Regions from separate parts of the Homo sapiens genome. Here regions 1 and 3 are each linked to region 2. The links are chromatin contacts, found by Hi-C or POLR2A ChIA-PET in ENCODE. All regions are on one chromosome and are shown on one strand. Each heading gives the region's core, a stretch centred on a gene start or an enhancer-like site at or near the end of the contact. The rest is flanking DNA. Distances are from core to core; before and after follow the strand shown. Region 1 overlaps SLC12A2-DT (SLC12A2 divergent transcript). Region 2 overlaps SLC12A2-DT (SLC12A2 divergent transcript). Region 3 overlaps CCDC192 (coiled-coil domain containing 192).

Evidence for each region. A loop is a pair of places that touch in the nucleus more often than their neighbours do. ChIA-PET counts read pairs that join two places held with the same protein, here RNA polymerase II (POLR2A). Pooled maps may share reads with other maps.
Region 1: a loop to region 2 is called in a map of endothelial cell of umbilical vein, with 8 times the contacts of the local background. The contact joins two enhancer-like sites. A Hi-C loop is called at or near these places in 3 of 168 maps with a recorded cell type or tissue (Calu3, PC-3 and endothelial cell of umbilical vein) and 3 of 50 pooled maps. POLR2A ChIA-PET finds 5 or more read pairs at or near these places in 3 of 52 experiments (MCF 10A, PC-9 and endothelial cell of umbilical vein).
Region 3: a map of Calu3 shows a loop between it and region 2 (2.5-fold over the local background). The contact joins two enhancer-like sites. A Hi-C loop is called at or near these places in 6 of 168 maps with a recorded cell type or tissue (Caco-2, Calu3, PC-3 and 2 more), 3 of 37 single-sample maps with no recorded cell type and 3 of 50 pooled maps. POLR2A ChIA-PET finds 5 or more read pairs at or near these places in 2 of 52 experiments (PC-3 and activated CD8-positive, alpha-beta memory T cell).

Annotation. Positions count from the first base shown.
Region 1 is chr5:128,037,431-128,040,166 of GRCh38, forward strand. The region is part of intron 2 of SLC12A2-DT (SLC12A2 divergent transcript); the gene reads right to left. Among named protein-coding and RNA genes, the nearest start is that of SLC12A2-DT, 44 kb to the right of the region's middle. Within about 2 kb of position 1,366, at least 4 of the 41 ENCODE cell types and tissues checked have a DNase peak (open chromatin) inside an H3K27ac peak, as active enhancers do; they include PC-3, PC-9 and endothelial cell of umbilical vein, where a contact is called at or near this core.
Region 2 is chr5:127,958,224-127,960,923 of GRCh38, forward strand. The region is part of intron 2 of SLC12A2-DT (SLC12A2 divergent transcript); the gene reads right to left. Among named protein-coding and RNA genes, the nearest start is that of SLC12A2-DT, 120 kb to the right of the region's middle. Within about 2 kb of position 1,313, at least 12 of the 41 ENCODE cell types and tissues checked have a DNase peak (open chromatin) inside an H3K27ac peak, as active enhancers do; they include PC-3, PC-9 and endothelial cell of umbilical vein, where a contact is called at or near this core.
Region 3 is chr5:127,891,615-127,894,415 of GRCh38, forward strand. All of the region lies in intron 6 of CCDC192 (coiled-coil domain containing 192), which reads left to right. Among named protein-coding and RNA genes, the nearest start is that of CCDC192, 190 kb to the left of the region's middle. Within about 2 kb of position 1,322, at least 4 of the 41 ENCODE cell types and tissues checked have a DNase peak (open chromatin) inside an H3K27ac peak, as active enhancers do; they include PC-3 and endothelial cell of umbilical vein, where a contact is called at or near this core.

The DNA of each region.
Region 1 (2,736 bases), core at 116-2,615, 79 kb after region 2:
TTGATATGATTAAATATATACTTAGTTGACTACCTAAGAATTGCACAACAAAAATGAAAATGTAAGCCTGTGTTTTTTTTTTGATCTTCCCTAAGAATCACTTATGTCTGAATGTGAATACAATTTTTAAAGTAATGCTCGTTAGAAACATAAAAATAAGAAAAGATACTGTATTTTATTTTCACAGAAAAGTGCTTCTATAATTTTAAATAAATGCAATATGTAGGGGACTCATCCAACTCTGTATCAGAAAGGAGACTGAAGAAACTGGAATACAAAATGCATCTGTTTATCCTGTTTTCAAATATAGTCAAAATTGAGGTCTTTTATGTAGATTTTAATCATTTTTAGTATTTTAAATTCTTCCTTAAATTTATCTTTATAGCCCAAATCTCTCTTGCCATGATTTGGATCCAATTCCCATTTTTCACCTTTAACAGAGGCAAATCAGTGGGTAGTGTCTAAAATACGTGATAACCTTCAATTGAAAAGTAACCATCAGTTTACAAATATTTTGTATTTTTAAGGATGGATCTGCTTCTATTAAAATTAAGAATGCAGGTGAAGGCTCAGGACTGTCACTCTGTTTACAGACTGAGGTATGGTTAGCTCTCTCTCATGCTTCTTTATAGTACCCAATGATAATCACTAATTACTAATAATAACTACTTTATTATCATTTCCCACTATTCCTTTATTGAATGAAATGCAGATGGGTGGTGAGGTGTGGAGGTAATTAACACTCTCACATGAAAGTCCAAAGGTAGTCAAACATGACTGCCACTTAAATCCCATTGTCCAGAAGGGAATTACTTGGCCATACCCAGCTGCAAAGAAGGCTAAGAAACATAGCTTTGATATGGGGCAGCCATGTACCCAGATGGACACCGGGACTTTGTTAATACAGACTAAGCGGAAAATGGATTTGGGGGAGCTACTAGCAGTTTCCATTACACTCCACTCCACACATTTTAACATTGTATTAATAGTCAAATCCATTGTGCCTGGGTTAATCTCATATGGACCTTCATTGTTTTCAAACTTCTGAATTATATTTCATGCAGAGAAAAAAGAAATTGGTGTCAAGGACAATACAGAAGAAAAAAATTCTAAGCATCAAGTTACCAAGAATTTATAATTAGACATGCTCATAGTATATTTTAGAAGTGAAGAAAAGTATGACAAATTGAACTATAGGAAAATCTCTTAATTTAACTAAGAGCTTGGCTCTGATCCTTTTGTCAGTGACTTGTGCAGGATCTCAAAATCATATTAAGTGTGGCATTAAAGAGATAGGGCTCAGTCACAAACTTAGCTTTGTTTAGGAATTCTAAACATGGCCAGACCACTTCAAAGTGCTTCACAAAAGATGTACAATTACTTAAAAAACTAATGCAATCTGTGGTCCCAAGATAAGGATTGAAAGCAGAAGGAAACAAGTGAGTCATTACAACTATTGGCTTCTATTTTTGATGAGATAAAGGAATTGCCTGCTTGAGTTCTAGCTGCTTCCTATGTGAATATGCACAAAGAATGTAGGTGTGGTAAATAAAACAGAAGAAGCTATTTTAATACATTTTCATAATATTTTGCATGTAGTTTTAGACTGGGTTCATTTGATAAAATCTGACCTTCAAAATAATTACATAGTAAATTTTTAAAATTTTAAACAGACAGTTCTTATTTTTGCTAAAATAAGTTCTTGATTTGGTGGCCGCCAAACTCCTATTTGCATTCTATGTCATATGACTTAAATTATCTATAATTAATCTTTCAATATTTAAATATTTTCTTTTTCTTTTTGGCTAGGACTATTGATCATATAATAATTAACACTTCCAGGCTTTGGGGCTTTGTATAGCAGTTAGGGAAAAAATATATATAAAGATGAATCTTTTTTCTTCCTTCAAAATTTTGTGCCTTTCTGATTTACTGTAGCCTGGAGCAGAAGGTCACTGTCTGATCCTCAAACTTCTGATTGTTCACATCTTCATTTTGCTGCTACTGATAGACTCGCCTTCCTGGTCTCCGTACATTTTGACTTAACTCTTTGTGTCTTTTGTGAGCATACACACATAAACCTGGAGGAATGTTTTAAAAAGATGACTAATAGCTGGGCGCGGTGGCTCATGCCTGTAATCCCAGCACTTTGGGAGGCTGAGATGGGTGGATCACAAGGTCAGGAGATCAAGACCATCCTGGCTAACACAGCGAAACCCCATCTCTACTAAAAATACAAAAAATTAACTGGGCGTGGTGGCGGGCACCTGTAGTCCCAGCTACTTGGGAGGCTGAGGCAGGAGGATGGCGTGAACCCGGGAGGCGGAGCTTGCAGTGAGCCGAGATCACACCACTGCACTCCAGCCTGGGCGACAGAGTGAGACTCTGTCCCCACCACCCAAAAAAATAAAAAAATAAAAAAAGAAGACTAATAGTCAGAATGGTAAACACATATCTGGGATTTCCAATAAGGATATCCTGTGACAAATTTAATTTAAGTTCAAACTAGGAATCTCTACCAGCACCTAGCAAATACATTGGACAATGAGGGTTAATAGACAGGAATGACAAGTGCTATACTGCTGAATTTTATGCTCAGTGTTCACCACTTTTTCTTTAATGGTAATAACAATATCAATAGCTAACATTTTTTGAGCATTTACTAATGTATGGACACTGTTACACATATCTTATCCATTTGCTAATTAAATCCTCTTAACAATCTACAAGGCAGGA
Region 2 (2,700 bases), core at 63-2,562:
AAATGCTTATTGATGCGAATGCCTTCATTTTTCTTGAAGAAACACATGCAAGAAAAGAAGCATAAGAGGAAAACCTTGAACAAAAACCCTGAGAAAAAATTAATGATTTGTAATCTCTTGTCTTAGTTTTATCCTTACAATAAAGCTTTCCTTTTCCCTTCCTCTGTGCTGTCTTCCAACTTCCTGATACCTTTCACTGCATGCTGAACCTCTGTTTCCATGTGGGCCCTTTGTGGTGCCTCCCCACTATGCACACAAAGGTCCTTTTCAAAAACTCAGGCAATATACTTGTTTGGTACTAACCAGCGGCTTACTAAGTCACCTCACATCCTGGTGCACAGAGCACTATAGATAATTAACATTGTGAATTCTCCGTAAAAATCCAAGCCAACGTACTGTTGGTCAAAGATTTCAAACACAAGAAAATCCTTTGTGTGAACAGGAAACTGATTTGCGTACTTACTGTTAACTAGACAAACAACTTGTAAGTGAATTGCATTTGTGCTCTTGGCAGCCCTGTTTGTATAAAGAGGCTTAGCTAGAAGATTAAAACAAATTCTCTTAAAATATTGCACTGTAAAACCATACACCTGCCCAGAGTTCAAAGACTGTGGTCTGATATGTTGTATAAGCATCAGGAAGCTCTGACATGGGAAACAGTTTATAGTCACATAGCTAGACATCTAAGGCAAATTCCCCTAAGTCCAAGGCAATGTGAAAAGAGAAAGCCAGACTCATCCACTTCCTGAAGAAAGGCCAGGTGGAATGATAGCAAGCCGTACTTAGGAAGCTTCCAAAGTCCTGTGGATGAGGGAAACTGATGACTACTGAAAGGCAGGCAAAACATGAAGCCACTCGGGTATGCAATGACAGAAGACAATTTAGGATTTTGTTAATTCCAGCAATTATTATGATTATGAAAAAAATGCTTCTTCTTAGCCTATATGGTGATTATCCTTTAGTTTCTGTTGAAGATTATGGTCTGAGGGAAATAGTAGGATATAGAAAACATAAGAAGTTTTAGAGAAGCAACAAGGCTGTTCAAGCTTTCACGCAAGCTGAAATTTTCTGGGAAACTACCCACACACCAGATAATATTAATATAACCCAGGTGTGCAGTGGGTGAAGCAGGGAGAGGCCCATTCATCTAGGTGTTAAAAAAATAACTGCTGCTTTTATTACTACCTGTAATTTTCAAATTAATGACCTAATGCTGCACAGGATAAATAGACCACCTCATAGAGGATAGTTGAATTTATTTTTTTAACCCAAAGCAGGAAATGCTCTTGCTGGGCTCTGTCCCTCTCCTGAAGCTGCTCTGGGCACCCTGCCAAGGATTGCTCACCAGGCTCCTATTTTCCTTTTTTGATCTCATCCAATCCGTTTACCTTATGCTCTCACTTTTTTTTTTTCTTATTTCTCTGTATTATATACCTCGTGCATGTTAGGTAATAGAGGCAAACTGCATTTCCTGTCTGCCTGCTTAAAGCAGGGAAAGATTAGCTTGGACAGATGTAAAAAGCACTTGCTAGTTTTGCCTTTAAAGACACAAGGATACATAAAAATCCTTTAAAAGTGAGACTAAACTGCACATCCATAAGCCTCTGGGATGACTGTGTTTCTTTTAGATAAAACAAATGGTTTTGGGGAACTTAAGCTATCCATGTGGATCCTTCCTATGTGGTGTGCAAACAGGTGGGCCACTCATGGGCTCAATGCCAGTGAGTACCCCCACTCCATGGGAATTCATAGAATGCCCAGTGGCAGCCTTCAATCTCTGGTTCCTTGCAGAACAAGGTACCCAATCTCCCGTTAAATTAGGCTCTGTTTCTTTCACTGAAAGAATTATGTCTTTATTATTTACTTTCCAGAGAAACCTGTCTTTACAAAACTCCAAAGTTTAAGCCTCTTAGCATTTTCTCATCAGTTTTAGCAGACATTTCAAACTAACCAGACTCAGAGACACATTCATCATTCCATCTGTCTCTCAAGCTCTCCTTCTCTTCAAATGGCTGTTCTACTTCTGGGTAACTGATTTAATTTTATAAGTCTAGCTACAATCCCCTTAATAAACTTACAGGGATCTAGTTCAGGTAGGTGGAATCATGAAAGCTACATGGAATGCCACCTGTTGGAGTTTGCTTTCATTGTAGAAGAAACTTTGCACCATATGAGCTGCTCTCCAGGAAGCACCCTTTACATCCATCATGTTGCTTACTCTTTCATTTCCTGCTATTTCAGCTGGCAGTGGTGCACCCATGTTCAATTTCTGATTGCACCACTTCCTAGCTGTGTAACATTGAGGAGAGTCCTTTAAGCCTTGGTTTCTGGCTTAGGACCATGCCAAACACAGTATTATCTGGTCTTCCTTTCTGGATTTTCCCTTGGAGCCAGAGGCCATTTCCACTAAACTGAAAAAGACAAAGCATTGCCACGCAACTAACAAAGAATTGATGCCTGTTCCTTGACCCTCCCTTTATAAGATTTCCTATTTCCTGCTGCAGCTGCTGAAATTAGGGATTCACTGACTTCAACAGTTGATATCGACTCATTTTTTATCTTCCTGTGATGCCCACAACACACACACACACACACACACACACACACATATACACACACACACATATATATATATATATAGAAAGAGAGAGAGATTGAGAGAATTACTTAACAAGCAGTGATGAAAACTTAAGACATGTT
Region 3 (2,801 bases), core at 72-2,571, 67 kb before region 2:
CTAGCTCATTACTATCTGCATAGGAACATGTTGGTATTTCACATCTCTGTAAAAACTTCCTTTGATGCCTCATTTCTCAGTCTCTTTGTCCCACTCTCACCTTGGAATAAGGTCAACATATTGAAAAGATTATCTCCACACACTATCTTCACTTCTTCACCTCCCTCTCATTTGCTGTTTAATCCACCACATTCTGGTTCTTTCTACTCCATCTAGATGATGGTATTCAACTGATAGTGCTTTTATGTATGGCATTTACTATCTTTTAGGTTACCTAACAATTTTTGTCCATTTCTTCCCATTGGACCACAAGCTCTTCGAGGGTATATATTACATCTTCAGCATATTTGTATCCTCCCACATTACCCAGTACTGCTGCCTTGCATAAAGACAGGCAGAAGTACTGTCTTTTTTTTATCAGAGTACTATTGGGTTTTTATCAGAGTACTATTAACAGGAATGGAAATGAAAGATGTTGCGCAAATTACTAAGTCTAAAAAAAGCCAAGAAGCTATAAAGAATGTTGGTTACAATAATTATCATTTGAAGATTGTTATGTGCTTATGTCATAATCAAATTGTAAATTATCTGATGCTATCATATACTTGGAGCAGTGGAGAAAGCCCTAAAATTAGAGACTAAACATCATAGAAACACATGATTTCAAAAGAAAAGGTAGACAATCCTGAGATAATTAAGGTGCTGTTGTTTGTTGTTTTGTTACCATGTAATTCTGATTACATGACAAAGATTAACTCCTGGATGGAACTAGCAGAACAGAAAAATACAGATGTAGTTATTTCTAAATTTATAGAGAAATTGGTTTAGTATCTAAGATGCTGACATTAGTTGAGCTGTAGTGTGGATTCAAAATGCCTTTAAAAAATCTAAAATGAACTCAAAATATGTTTCCATTATAATCAGAAGTGCATATGTACATTTCAGGTATGTAGGTGATGTGGAAGAAATTTTAAATTTTATCTTTGTGAGCTCTAGTAGTTCACTTGGCAACTGGCAGTGCAGTCCTCTGACATCATTTTCTCATTGTTGACTAGTTTTATGAAGATGTGGCATTGTTCTAGAGAGAAATTGAATAATTATGAATTTAAATAAAGTACTCAGAAATCTGTGTTATAGTTGGCCAAATGTGCAAATAAAGATTTTATTTTATTTTTAAATGCAAGAGCTGGTTAAATAGAAACACATAGCTCAGGGTTAGGAAGAGAAACAGTGTAGAGTAGGTTTGTATGAAAATAAAAGAACAGAGAAAATAATGCTCTCCATTGTCTCGAGTGACACAGAATTGGCAGTAATCCAAATACCGCAAGAGACAAGATTAATATTAAGTATATCTGTCAACATCCTGTTTGAAAATCTCAGCCAGGATCGGAGATATCTGAAAACATCCAAAGGGGGTTTCGCCTAAGAATGAGTCATAGTCTCCATAGCAGAAAGCCCTAAAATATCAGTATCGGGTGTTAGAAGTCAAGCAGACCTTAGCGATAATCTTGTCCACTCCCATGTTTTACAGATGAGAAAACTGGGGTCCAGACAACCCTCTCTCCACCCAGCTACACTGGCAGGCACCAGGAAGTAATGAACAGAATATGGATTTGGAACTACACAGAATTAGGACCAGATCCCAGCTCAGTCACTCAGACAAGTCCCTTACTATCTCTGAGCCTCAATTTCCTCAACTTTAATATGAGAATCAAAATAGCTACTTTGCAAGGTGGTTGTAAGATTGGGAGCAATGCACATATAAAGCATCTGACACACAGAGAATCAACAAATGCTAGGTCTTATTGCCCATAGTCCTGGGATTAGTAAAACAGAACAAGGACACCCACTGCAGTCCAAGTGTGTTCTCACTATACCTTTAGAGATCTCCAGTCCGTAGACCTCTTCCAAAAAGAGGGGAAGGGGAGGAGTTATTACACTCTTCTATAAACACGTAGGCTTTTGATAATCTGGAAATATCAAATGAGCCAGTATCATATAAAATGCCAACTGGAACTTACTAACTTGTCCAGAACATCAACATGACAAAGGATAGTTTAACATAAGGGACAGAAATCTGATAAACATTTATAAATACAGCCCAACAAAACCTTTCTGAATTGAATCTTTCACACTTAAGTATGTGTGGGGACGGGGTGTCAATGTTGCATATATATATACCAAACCAGGCTTTGTAAGTTACACAATGGCCTATTTTTAAAAATTCAGCAATAATGCATTAATTTTTCTAACATTTAAGACAGACCTCCTGTATCTAAAATAAAAGTTGAAATTAAAGAAAAAAAAATTTCATTCCAAATTAAAACTAAACTTTGGGAAAAAAAATCCAAACCTTTAAAGATGGAATGAATTATAGCAAAAAGATAAAGGAAAATTGCTTAAGCCTTTGCGGTTTGTAAAAGAGTTGAGACAAAGCTGAAATGTTTATTTGTTCTAATTACCTATCTCCATTGCAGGTGTATATGACATGGAAATACAGGCCCTACTACTTAAAGGATAGACTTAATGACTCGTGGGCATTCTGATTGCTCGGATACTTTAGTCCTATCTAATTTTTTTTTTTTTTTTTTTTTTTGAGACGGAGTCTTGCTCTGTCACCCAGGCTGGAGTGCAGTGGTGTGATCTTGGCTCACTGCAAGCTCTGCCTCCCGGGTTCATGCCATTCTTCTGCCTCAGCCTCCCGAGTAGCTGAGACTACAGGCGCCTGCCACCACGCCTGGCTAATTTTTTGTATTTTTAATAGAGACAGGTTTCACCATGTTGGCCAGGATGGTCTCGAT